Linked DNA regions of Homo sapiens: region 1 is linked to region 2. Evidence: chromatin contacts called from ENCODE Hi-C data. All regions are on one chromosome and are shown on one strand. The core of a region is the stretch at or near the end of the contact, and the rest is flanking DNA. Distances in the headings are between cores, read along the strand shown. Region 1 overlaps MIR3681HG (MIR3681 host gene). Region 2 overlaps MIR3681HG (MIR3681 host gene).

Evidence for each region. Hi-C counts contacts between places; a loop is a spot of excess contacts on that map. Pooled maps may share reads with other maps.
Region 1: a map of naive thymus-derived CD4-positive, alpha-beta T cell shows a loop between it and region 2 (1.8-fold over the local background). The contact joins two enhancer-like sites. A Hi-C loop is called at or near these places in 2 of 168 maps with a recorded cell type or tissue (both naive thymus-derived CD4-positive, alpha-beta T cell), 1 of 37 single-sample maps with no recorded cell type and 8 of 50 pooled maps.

The regions. Positions count from the first base shown.
Region 1 is chr2:12,122,639-12,129,136 of GRCh38, reverse strand. The region is part of intron 2 of MIR3681HG (MIR3681 host gene); the gene reads right to left. Among named protein-coding and RNA genes, the nearest start is that of MIR3681, 73 kb to the left of the region's middle. Within about 2 kb of position 1,441, at least 5 of the 41 ENCODE cell types and tissues checked have a DNase peak (open chromatin) inside an H3K27ac peak, as active enhancers do.
Region 2 is chr2:12,298,844-12,305,816 of GRCh38, reverse strand. The region is part of intron 3 of MIR3681HG (MIR3681 host gene); the gene reads right to left. Among named protein-coding and RNA genes, the nearest start is that of MIR3681, 100 kb to the right of the region's middle. Within about 2 kb of position 2,221, at least 3 of the 41 ENCODE cell types and tissues checked have a DNase peak (open chromatin) inside an H3K27ac peak, as active enhancers do.

The DNA of each region.
Region 1 (6,498 bases), core at 192-2,691, 180 kb after region 2:
TATTAACTATGAGTCCTGCTCAATGTCTTCATATCTAAAGCTTTTAACCCACATGTCCCCAAGTCTTCCAGCATTCTGAGCTCAACCTTTCCTAGTAAATCCACTTTAAATGACCTAAGTCCCCATTCCACATATACTGGAAAACCCAGTCTCTTCCAGATTTCCAAGGGCTTACTTTCTCCTCCCCACCCTGGCTCCACATTCCTGCTTCCTATGACTCCCAGGAGTTGCTAGTTTTCTCACTTCCTAAGGCTGCTGGCTTTCTTCCATCACCTCAACCCCTTTGGTGTGCAACTCAAACTCTCTCTTTTATTCCTCAGAGCAACCCTGATACCAGGCTTTCCTGGAAACCAGACACTTACTGAATATTGATAGTGAACCATGGCACCATGTGCATGGTACACACACAATTCATTCACCTATTTTCTTCATTAACCCTTTCTTCCGCCATCCTTGCCAAGAATTGCACAGTTTCTAGTTTTAAATTGATGGACTTCCTTTCATTACCAAGACTTTTTTTCTCTTCTTTAACTATTTCCTTTGCACTCCTCTTCATTATCTATACGTGTACACACACACACACACACACACACACACGTAATTTCCACCTTCCCTATGCAATGCATCAGGAAGACTCCAAATCCCTACAAATTCCTGTTACTTAATTACGCAGATCAGTTTCCACTCTCAACTCCAACCCTATTCCAGATTCTAGCCCTAACTTTGTGGTCTACTCTTCTAAATAGGAAGGCTTGACTGACTTTTTTTAAATTACTTTGTTTTGCTTTTTAGCACATTCCAGATGAAGTCCCTAAACAGGGCTCCCTTCCCAACGAGAATTTATTCACGTATTACATGCTTTATAAGGCACTATCCAGAATACCCTCCTTTGAAGTGAGTAAGAAATTGTATCAAAGTCCCGAGGGACAGGACCCCTGATGGGAGTAGAACATAGTCGCACAAGTGCCAAGACACCAGCGTTCATCCTCAAGGGTTCCATTCTGGATTGCAGTAGAAGCTCTTGGAGGGAAAGAGGTCCAAAAAATATGACACACAAAAGTTTTAATAAAGGTCAGCAGCATGCCATCAGCCAACCTCCAAGCCTGATGTGAGTTTACCCCACAGTGAAGGGACATAGGCAGATTGAAGCCACACAGGCGTTCCTGTGACCTGCAAAACATGAACAGGAAGTGCACATTTGTAGAAAGAAATACAGCCACTTTGCTCACTGCACTACCTAGTTCTGGAAGCTCATGTTTTACTCCACCTAAGAGAAAGGGGGAAATTAGAAAGAAGGAAAATGAGAAATGCGGGGTTTTTTTTTAAGAAAGAGAAAAGGGAAAAAGTGAGTCTATGATTGCAAGCAAGATCTTCTGTTCCCCTGCTCTGTCTCTTTAAGGGTGAATTTCAGACTCTGCTTTGCTTCAGGTGACAGCACAGGAAGTAACAGTGAGCCTGGCTCCTTTTTAAGTCTTAAAAAGAGAAAACACCCAATCCTGACTGTGAAAATTCAAGCAGAATTTGATTTATTCTTCACCATGAATGATTCCATTTAAAGCAGGAAATAAACTCTGATAGCAAAAATGTAAATCAAACCTCAATGCATGAAATCAGTCTTCATTTTCCCCCCTCTATTATCAAACTACCACTCCTTTTATTGGAACTATACAGTTGGCTACATCCACCTGCTTTCAAACACAATCTCCATCTTCATTCGGGCTACTATTAAGTTATACTGCTATAACTAAGTACTGTGAACTGAGTGGCTTATGAACCACTAAAATTCATTTCTTACAGTTCCAAGGCTGGAAGCCCCAGATCAGGTGCCAGCATGGTCAGGTTCAGGCAAGGGTCCTTTTCCGGATTGTAGGCTTCTGACTTCTTGCTGTGTCCCCACATGATGAAAAGAGAGGTACTAGCTCTCTGGCCTTTTCCTATAAGGGCACTAATCCCATTCATGAGGGCTCCACCCTCATGACCTAATCACTTCCCAAAGGCTCCACCTCCAAATACTATCACATTGGGGAATCAATTTCAAAATATGAATTTTAGGGGGTAACAGTTCATAACAGCCTGTCCTTGACATGAGATCACATAACCATGGCAAAGAGTCCCCCAACCATCATACTTCCTGCACACACTGAAAATGCAGTGTTATACAGCAACACTCTCTCTTGGTTGGAGTAAGTCACCATTCTGAAGTCAACTACGTCTTTTCATTCTGGCTTATAATTGACCAAAAGTAAAGGGGGAGAAGAAAGAGAAAAGAAAGCTCTTATATGACTACCCAGAGTTTTGTAACCTAGACATGTCTTCAAAGACATGACTTTTTTTCCTGAATGTTCTAAAAATGGATGTTATGTATCTGCTAAAAATATGATAATTAACAAGTATGCTTTGAATCACATAATAGCAAATGTCATTTTCCTGTAAGATAGAGTATCAGTCATGAGCACTAATGTCCAGAGAGAGAGTTAAGCTGCTGACCCTAAAGGGAGAGCCAGCTGCACAACTGTGCATGGGAGTGACCAGAGCAAGTAGCCGAGACAGAGCAGACAGGGTAAGAGAACTGCTGATGAGAGAGCTGCTGAATAAAGCTGTATTTCACCTACCTACGGCACCCCCAAGTGTTCTTTCAGCTATCTGCCATTCAGTCACCCACTCCCTTTGGACCTCAGCTTGGGCTGGAGCCTGACCCTGAATCTAATACCACGCCTTATCTTTTCTTCATGAAACACCCTGAGACAGAATCCTTGTCTCAAGTCACACTATAGCAATAAAGTGGGTCCTTTTCTGCCCTCAAAGAAGAGAGTGCCTGTTCCGCATCTCTTTACTCATTTAGCAAACACCTATGATGATTTAGATTCTGAAGTTGGAAAAGTGAATGTGTTTCTAAGGTGCTCTCAGCCTCATTGGTTACAGAATATGCTTGGCTTCATGGTTCCCCCAAAACTCCGGGCCTCACACTGAACTTAACTTTGTCAATAGCTCAGTGAAGCAGAATGCAGATCATGGCTGTGCTCATTTCAGCATGCTGGTTCCCCCTCCCCTGGGCTCCAGCGGGACTGAGTCAGGTGTCCTTCCTTTTTTGCATTATCCACCAAATATGTGTCTTCACCTTGCCACTCAGAGTGTGACACAGGAACCAACAACATCACATCATCTAAAAGTTTTTTAAAAATGTAAACTCTCAGGCCTCTCTTCAAACCCACTGAGTCAGAATCTGCACTTAAAAGATCCCCAGGCAATTCAAAGGGACAGTAAAGTTGCAAAAGTACAGGTTCTCCAATGCAGCTTCACAATGGCCTCATCCGGGGAACCGTAAAAAATAAAGGTGCCAGGGTCCCACTTCAGAGACTAATTTATTCTGTAAAGGATGCCAGCTGGGACATTGGACTGTTTTAAATCTCCCCAGATCATTCTACTGTGTAGCTAAGTTTCAGAACGCCTGCAGTAGACAGGACTCACCTGTGTGGAGAAGCACCTGGTGTTATCTCAGAATAGGCAGAGGTGGGAGTGAGAATAAGGAAGGGTAGGGGCCAAGGACCTGGGAAGGAAGGCATCATCAAGACACGCTCTGAGATGGCCTCTAATTAACCTCCAATTGGACAGCCTCTCATGTAAGCCCTCACTTTACAAGAAGCCAAAGTCAGGAAAAGGTTGATTACTTGCCACAGTCATAAAGCAGGTGAGAATCAAAATAGAAAGCTGTCCAGGTTGGGGGATTGGAGAATGCCAGCAGCAAGAACTCTCAGCCTATTAAATGATTGATGTCTCTGCTATTCTCCCCACTCCCTTTCTGTGGGGCTAGCAATGTCCACAGGTGCTTCCACTCTGTTAACTCTACTCATTCCCTTTGTGCAAACCATAGAGGCTTTCATGGTTGCTACAACTCACCTGTACATTTGGCTCTGCGCTTCCTATGATCAATCCAAAAACCAAGATACAGTCAGTCTTGTTACCACAAAGTAAAAAGTGTCCCAGCTCCTCAGAGGAAGCAAAGTCTTTCCTGGCCCTTGCTCTAGGCTTCATCTAGAAGGAAGCTGGAGCAAGGACCTAACGCACACTACCTCAAAGACATCCCACACAGTAATAGTTTTCATAAAGCCATTATGTATAATATCTCTGGATGTAAGCCAAGGAAATAACATTAAAATGCATGAAAATTCTGCTGGGGACTAAGAACATATGGTCCAAGTGCACAGCTTGATGCAGGAATAAAAATTAGCACAACTAGAGGAAGGGATAAACAGCATGCCCTTCAAACAAGTCCTCATAAATATCACTTCCATTATCCAGGCTTTTGATAAAGCAGTCAAGGATTAAGGTTCAATTCACTGCCTCAAATGCCATTGCTTTATGTCATGGATTGAAGGAGAAGCCCAAACAAGCAAATAGTAGGGTTTCCATTCATTTGTGAAAACTCATAACTCTATCCAAGACATTTAGGAGAATAGAGGATCATGTGTTTTGTGCAAAATGGGGTCAAATGTCTATCCAAAAGGAAAATCCAAGAGTTTTCTCAAAACAGTTTGTCTCTATTACAACACACAAATATACAAATGATTGATCAAGTCTTGAAATTCTTTTTTTTTTTTTTAAGACATTCTCACTCAGTCACCCAGACTGGCGTGCAGTGGTGACATCTTGGTTCACTGCAACCTCCGCTCCCAGGTTTGAGCAATTCTCCCACCTCAGCCTTCCAAGTAGCTGGGATTACAGGCATGCACCACCACACCTGGCCAAGTCTTGAAATTCTATACACCATGCATGGTATATAGAATGTACCTACATGTCTCCATGGTCCCTGTTTCTAAATGACATGAGAGTCCTGGGGCAACACTTGGTCAGAGGGCTGGGCTTAAGGGAAATTCCTGCAGAAAAGAGAACATCAAATAAATCTTGAGAGATGAAGCAGCTGTCAATCAGTCAAAATGTGCAGGGACGATCTGAATTGGAGAATAGCCTGAGCTTTAGAGGTGGGCATTGCTGAATTGTTGGAGGGAGAGTGAGAGCTGGACGGGCAGCCTGCCTGGGTGAGGGGAATGGCGTGTATGGGGGAGTTGTGGAACATGCAGGTCAATTCTCTCCACTCCAATAACACTCATCCCTCATTCAAGAGCTCAACTTATAGAAAGGCCCATCATTTGGTGGTTCAAGCAGAAAACAGCACCATCTTCAACTCCCTTCTCTTCATCATTCACATCTATTGGCACCATGTCAATTCTGCCAATGGAATATCTTTCAAATCTATTCCTTCCAGCTACCTCTACTTCTCTTAGCTCAGACCTTGTCACGTAGGTTGCATGCCATAAATCATGACCACCAAAATCTGCCTTTAGAAAGTGTGATGGTTAATACCGAGTGTCAACTTGACTGGATTGACAGATACAAAATATTGATCCTGGGTGTGTCTGTGAGGGTGTTGCCAAAAGAGATTAACATGTGAGTCAGTGTGCTTGGGAAGGCAGATCCACCCTTAATCTGGTGGGCTCAATCTAATCAGCTGCCATCGAATATAAGACAGGCAGAAAAACGTGAAAACGAGAGACTGGACTAGCCTCCCAGCCTACGTCTTTCTCCCCCATTCTGGATGCTTCCTGCCCTCAAGTTCTTCAATTTTGGGACTCGGCCTGGCTTTCCTTGCTCCTCAGCTTGCAAACAGCCTATTGCAGGACCTTGTGATCATGTAAGTTAATAATTAACTCCCGTGTATATATATGGGAATATATATATATAGATATATATGGGAATATATATATAGATATATATGGGAATATATAGATATATATGGGAATATATATATATAGATATATATGGGAATATATATAGATATATATGGGAATATATATATATAGGAATATATATATGGAATATATATATGGGAATATATATATATGGGAATATATATATATGGGAATATATATATGGGAATATATATATATGGGAATATATATATGGGAATATATATATATGGGAATATATATATGGGAATATATATATATGGGAATATATATATGGGAATATATATATGGGAATATATATATGGGTATATATATATGGGAATATATATATGGGTATATATATATGGGAATATATATATGGGTATATATATATGGGAATATACATATGGGTATATATATATATGGGAATATACATATGGGTATATATATGGGAATATACATATGGGTATATATATGGGAATATACATATGGGTATATATATATGGGAATATACATATGGGTATATATATATGGGAATATACGTATGGGTATATATATATGGGAATATACGTATGGGTATATATATATGGGAATATACGTATGGGTATATATATGGGAATATACGTATGGGTATATATATGGGAATATACATATGGGTATATATATATGGGAATATACATATGGGTATATATATGGGAATATATATATGGGTATATATATGGGAATATATATATGGGTATATATATATGGGAATATATATATGGGTATATATATA
Region 2 (6,973 bases), core at 972-3,471:
TAAGACTAGTCCACACCAGCAGGCCTTGATAGGGGAGAATGAAAGAAGAAAGAAATGGCTCACCTATTTTCAGGTTTCTCACTCCAGACATGGGGGGGACATCTTCACTACCTGATACTGGTGGGTATATCCATTTGTTCACTGTAATGCCCCTCTCCCAGCAGGAAAGCTGGGATGGGCCAGCCCACCACTGGCTGTGGTCATATTCCTTACCCCAACTGTATTATGGGTCATGGATGATGATTCCTAAATCAAATACAACATGCAAGTATAGGAGTTTAACCCCTGAACACCCGAGCAGCTTGTCTCCAACCCACATCCAATTTAAAGGGTTCCCAGGAATGCTGGGTAAAGGTGGGAAAGAAACAGCTGCTCTGAGTTGACAATCAAGTGGTCACTTTTAATTGGGGTATTTGTTTGCTCTCAGCAGAGTCTATAACTGTCATTGAGAATACTCTACATAGGACCATGTTTTCAAAGATGTAAAGATAAAGGAAAAATATCAGAAACATACTATATGAACACTGCAGAAATATTTGAAGGGGCAGGTGGGTGGTCACGTCCCCAGATCACTCACTCTAGTATTTGAAATGCCTGTGTATTCCCAGGAGGACTGAATCAGGTAGCTCAGGAGAGGACATCTAGCACATCTGGCATTCTGTGAAAATCAGTTTTAGTTCCAAGCAGCTGTTTTGATTTTGTGACGCAGCCCATGAAGGAGACGTTGCATCTGGCACTGACCACAAATTATTGCCTCAGTGTTAGAGTCAAAGCCATGCCAATACTAAAAGATAAAAAGCATCCTTAAATTGTTTTCATTTCCTTATGTAATGACATAATTACCTGAAGACAGCAGCACAGGCTCCCAGTTCTCTATACCAGCTGAATTCTTTCTATTCAACAATCTCTAGCTTCTTTGAAAGTCTAATTAGCTAAACTGGAAAGATTTCAAGAGTCCAGCTTAAAAGGACTAAGAGGTCCCTTCTTGTAGCTGAGGAAATTGGAGCCCAAAGAGGAAAGAAACTTGGCCATTGCTGTCACCTCTGTAAACAAAAAATTATCTGAGACAGATCTCAATCAATTTAGAAGTTTATTTTCCCAAGCTTATGGATCATAACCTGTGACACAGCCTTGGGAGGTCCTGGACATGTGCCCAAGGCAGTTGAATTATAGGTTGGTTTTATGTTTTAGAGAGACATAGGACATCAATCAATGCATATAAGGCATACATTTGTTTGGTTCAGAAATGCAGGACAACTTGAAGTGTGGGAAGGGGGAGGCCTACAGGTCACAGGTGGATTCAAAGCTTTTCTGATTGGCAATTGGTTGAGTTAGTTATTATCAAAAAACCTGGGATCAATAGAAAGGAGTGTTTGGGTTAAGATAAGGGGTTGTAGAGAACAAGGTTCTTATTATGTAAATGAAGCCTCATAGGTGGCCAGAGGCAAAAGATGGCAAATATTTCCTATTCAGACCTTTAAAAGGTGCTAGACTCTCAGCCCATCTCTTCAGCATCAGAAAAAGACCTGGAAAGGGAAGAGGGCTCTCTACAGAAGGTAAGTATTCCCCACAAGAGACAGTTTTATGGGACCATTTCAAAATACGTCAAACGAGTATATTTTGGGGTAAAATACTTTGGTTTCTTTCAGAGCTCTGCCATCTGGGATGTGATGCTATACTAAGGTCAGGTTGGAATTTGGTATCTTATTGCTACAAAGAGTCTGTCTGTCAGTCTTGGGATCTGTATTTTAATATTAATCCTGGCCAGTTGTGCCTGAATTCCAAAGAGAGGTGAGTATAATGAAGCAGGTCCAATCCTCCCCTTCTCATTATGGTCTGAACTAATTTTTCAGGTTTAGTTGGGTCCCATTGGCCAAGAGGAAGGTTCATTCAGTCAGTTGGAGGGCTTGGAATTTTATTTTTGGTTTACAATTCTAATCCCTGGTAGATCAGGCCTTCTGTTGGTGAGTAATTTTTTGATGTGGCAACAGTGCAATCAGTAAACTTTGTTCTCAATATTTTTAAGACAAGTAACTTCTCAAGGGCAAATGCAAGCACAGTGCCTGTTTGTATTTGTGTCCTCGGTCCCTGGTGCAGGGCTGGGCACAAAGTAGGCACTTTGCTGCACTGATGGAACTGCACATGACTGCGGGAATCCTGGCGTGACCTTGTGGGTGACCGTGGTTGTGGCTGTGGTATCCTCTCCTCTGCGGGGTGCATGCCCCTGCCCTGCATGCTTCTCTCCTCTCCCAACAAACCACAAAGCAAGAAGGCAGTAGGGGGTGACGCTGTGGCAGTACAGACACATGAAAGACCCTGGGATTGTTTGCTTTTGTCTAGTAAAACTTGACAACAGCTTCAATTTATTTATCTTGAAAACCCTCAAAGATAATACCAACAGTTCACAGGAGGGGAATTAGTCATAGGCACACATGGTTTCCCGATATTGCCCCAAGAAAAATACCCCCCTTCAAAGTTCTCTGGTTTCAGCATCACCTAATTTATGGAACATTAGTTCAAGACCTTGAAGTTCTGATTTCATCAGAGATTCTGCCACAAAAAACTGCTGGGCTGGTCATGCCTCACCAGTCCTTGGAGAACCCTTGAAAATTTCTCTGCATTTTCCTCTTATACATATGAGCGTTTCAAATATGCCTGCTGCCCTGTCCCCACTAGGATGGCATCTGCTATTATAAGGAAAGAAATGTTTGAACAAGAGAATTTATATTGGGTTGTTTTTCATAACTCTGGTCAGTATGCAGTAAATGGGAGTTCTTGAATGCATATATATTCAACTCATAATTAGAACCTAAGATACAAAACTTTTCTCTCCTTTGATAAAAGTTGACTGAGCGTCTATTAGGTGCAGTCTCTGGGAATATAAATAAATAAATAAATAAATAAATAAATACAGCCCCTGGCCTCAGGGAGCAGAAATGACAGACAGTAGGAGCTATGACAGAGGTAATCCAGCACGTCTATTAGGTGAGCATCTATTAGGTGCAGGCCTTGGGAATATAAATAAATAAGTACAGCCCCTGGCCTCAGGGAGCAGAAATGACTGAGACAGTAGGAGCTACGGCAGAGGTAACCAGCATGTCTCAGTGCTTTGAGAAGGGATATGTGTCCAAAGGCCTTTCAAAAGACATGGGGTCTTAATTGTGTCTGAATGGGTGAAAGGAGTTGGCTAAGAGGATGGAGAAGGGAGAACACCTTGGTTCTATTATCCATAGGATAATTAACAATCTTATAGTCAAAAAGTTTTAGAACCGGGGTCCCAGCATTTCATCCACTAGGATGCCATGTCTGTGACAGGGCATGAATAAAACACAGGCATGCTGTCCCAAGCCTCACACATATGGAAAAGAGGGCAGCAGCCATGCCACTTGACCTTGGCAGTCCCCCATGAAAAGCTCACAGGTCCAGACACAGCCCACACCCACCGGAACTTAGTGCACTCCTCCAACTCTCAGGCCTGTGATGTGCTGTGTGGGTTGTTTATATGCACAGCTTCCCTTGGAGTTGTGCAGAGAACTTCCTGCCAGACTATATAAGACAGCCCTGCTGTCACTGGTTAATTTAACCATTTTGTTAAACAGATCCATCGCTTTTGGCTTGGTTGTCAGAGTTTGCGTTCTGGTGGCATCATTCATCTCACAAATCTCCATCAGGTATCAATACATGATAGCTACTCATTGGGGCGGTGGTGTCTTGATGACTGTAATCACACCTGTGCCCTTGGAAGCTTACCCTCGAGTATTCAGCCTACTCTAGACCTATGCATCTCCATAGACGTGGAAGCCTGGGAAGCGTGGTCAGTGCAGGCCTTCATGCTCTGCTCACATATAACCATATCCAGTTCCTTAGGCAGAAAGTCTTACCCTCTTCGATACATGACAGGCCCAGGAAGTGTGCATGCACAGGCACATGCTATCCCTTCTTCATTTATCTATTTTGGGTGTTTTTGTTTATTTAACATCTATGTCATAGCTTGGATAAGTCAAAGGTTGGATGATCCGAGTTTTCACTCTTGTGTCCTTCATTCATACCCTGCTGTTAGAATTCCTATTCCACTTGGAATAAAAAACAAAGTCCTTTCTAAGTCCATGGGGACCTCTATGACCTGGTCATACCTCTCTGGCCTGTCTCCTCCCACCCTTTTATTGGGCACTCTGCTCAGCCACTCACACCCCTAGATGTCCATCCACTGTGAGGCCAGGCGTCTTACATCCAGGCACCTAGCACATAGTAGGGATCCAAATATATGCTCTAGGGGAGGAAATGAATTAAGGGATTGTAGCTGTGAAGAGATTGCCTGTGATGTTGGGCGTTACTCAAGCTCTCCCACTCCCCGTGGGAGGCTGGGAGCATCAATTCTGTTAGCGAACTACCTCCTGTATTCTCAGCCATGGCTTCATCTTCTCTCTTTCACCCCAGAACGAATGCCCACTGTTTGGCATTGCTGGCCTACTCTCTCAATCCCCTCTTTTTGGAAAACCTCTACATGTTCTTCCATCCAGATGTGGGTGATAATTCTGCCATTCAACTACGGCAACCTAGCCCTGCCTGACCTCAGCAAGGCCGGCATCTGAGCTGTCTGCCTCCTAATACTGTAAAATAGGCCGAGTCACCCTCATATGACAATTGAGGAGCTAAAGTTCACAGCGAGTCAGGGACTTGCAGAAGTCCTACAGCTGGATTTAAACCCAAGCCTTTGTAACTCCAAAGCCGGCACTTGGCCCATTAAACCACCTTCATTCATGCATAAGTAAAGTTGGAAAGTTTCATTATTTCCCATCCAGAGGAAACTTTAAAACCTTCCTCCACCCCCAGCTCCACAACTCCACTGGCATCTCCACAGTGGCAAAGCTTTTGTGTGTGTGAATATAAACAAGCGGTAATGAATGGGAAACATACTGAACTACTGACCTTTCAAAGTTCTGGAATTCTATGAATTAAATCTTCTTTGTTTAAAAATTTGAACCTATTGTTTCCCCCTTGATCCCTGAGCAATATAGCTTCTCCAGAAGCAAGAGCAGGCCATCTGATTATAACAAATGTTAGAATATCTTTTCTGAGGTATAATTTTATCCAATAGGACATAGGGAGCCATTGAAGGTTTTTCAGTGGGACAGGCACATGACCATCTCTATATTTAGGAAACAGCAATGTAGAAGATGGGTCTGCAAGTTGGCACTGGTGCCAAGGAAACCACTGAGGCAAAACAAGAAACGAAGGAGAATTAAACAAATGCTGAAGAGGTATGGAGAGAGAGGAAGGAACATTGAGGAGGAATATTATTCCTCACCAGAATGCATGCTCCAAGAAAGCAGAAACATATCATACTTACTCACTGCTCTGTTTTTAGCACCCAGAACAATGTTTGGCAAATAGTCAATGCTCAAAGAATGTTTTAAATTTTGTAAACATTGTCATGGAGGACTGAAAGAATGTTGAGTGTTTTAGTAAGAAAGAGACGGCAGTCAGCACACCTAAGAATCATTTCAGGATCATGCCTGGGGACTGAGGGAAAAATTGGGGAGGAAAACCGAAAGGAAGTCATACACATGAAATAAACATCAAGTACTCTTCTGCAACTGCTCAAGGCATCCATTGTGACACCCTGGCAATCAGCGCTCCAGGAAGAGGCAGGCACAAACCTGCCTGGGAATTGTATAAGAACCTTCCAGCCATCCAGGTAGGTAATATCACAGCAGCCTCTGATCATTCCCACTTCTTTACTGTTGATAACCAGTTGCAAACATCTATTGATTAAACATCTGCATTATCTCTTGCATCTCCTTGCCATAGTTTGGATGTTTGACCCCCTACAATTCTCAGGTTGAAACTTGATCCCCAGTGTTAGAGGAGGCCTAATAGGAGGTGTTTGGATCATGGGAGTGGATCCCTCATTAATAGATTAATGCCCTTCCTGGTAAGAGTCATGAGTAAGTGCTTGCTCTATTCATTCCTACAAGAGCTGGTTGGGAAAAAAAAAAAAAAAAACAAAACAAAACGTAGAACCTCCCCTGTCTCTTTCTCTCTTGCTCTCTCTCTCTCTCTGTCTCACCTCTTCTCTTGCTTTGTGATGTCTGTACATACTAGTTCCCCTTCTTCCACCATGAGTGGAAACAGCCTGTGGCCCTCATCAGATGCAGATGCTGGTGCCATGCTTCTTGTAGTCTGCAGAACTGTGAGCCAAATAAACCTCTTTTTGTTATAAACTACCCAGCATCAGATATTCCTTTACAAGAACACAAAACAGACTAAGACATCCCTCCTCCCCATCTCCATTATCACTACCCTAGCTCACTCTTCATCACCCTCAGGGCTTTCAGCTGAACCATGGGCACTGTATCACTGAGCAATATAGCTTCTTCAGGAGCAAGAGCAGAACATCTGATTATAGCAGATGTTAGGATGTTTGCTTCTGAGATATGATTTTATCCAATAGGAAACAGGGAGCCATTGAATGTTTTCGAGTGGGACAGACACAGGATCATGTCTGTGCTTAAAAAATCAGCAATGTGGAAGATGGGTCTGCAAGTTGGCATTGCTGCCATGGGGACCACTGGGGCAAAAAAAAAGGAAATGAGCACTATAGTTCATTTGTCAGGGATGCCATCTCCCCGACACCATGTGCTCTAGACACTGCTCACCCTCAAAGTCACTAACAGATTATTCTTTACTTAAGTATAGTTATGATTACGGTGACCTCCTACTCAAAACTACTCTAGCCTTCCTTTTGCCTAGCAAATCTCCATTTCTTGACTTACCACCAAGACTCTTCCATATGTGTCCTCAATCGTGCCAGTCAGCCTCATTTCCCACCACCGATTTTCATACCCCATTTCCATCAAACCATTCTCACTCTAGTTTCTGTACATTTTCTCCCTGTTTCCTTAACTAGGAATACCATTCATCATATACTGCAGTTGCCATTTTTTTCTGCAAAGCATTCCCTCAGCCTTCT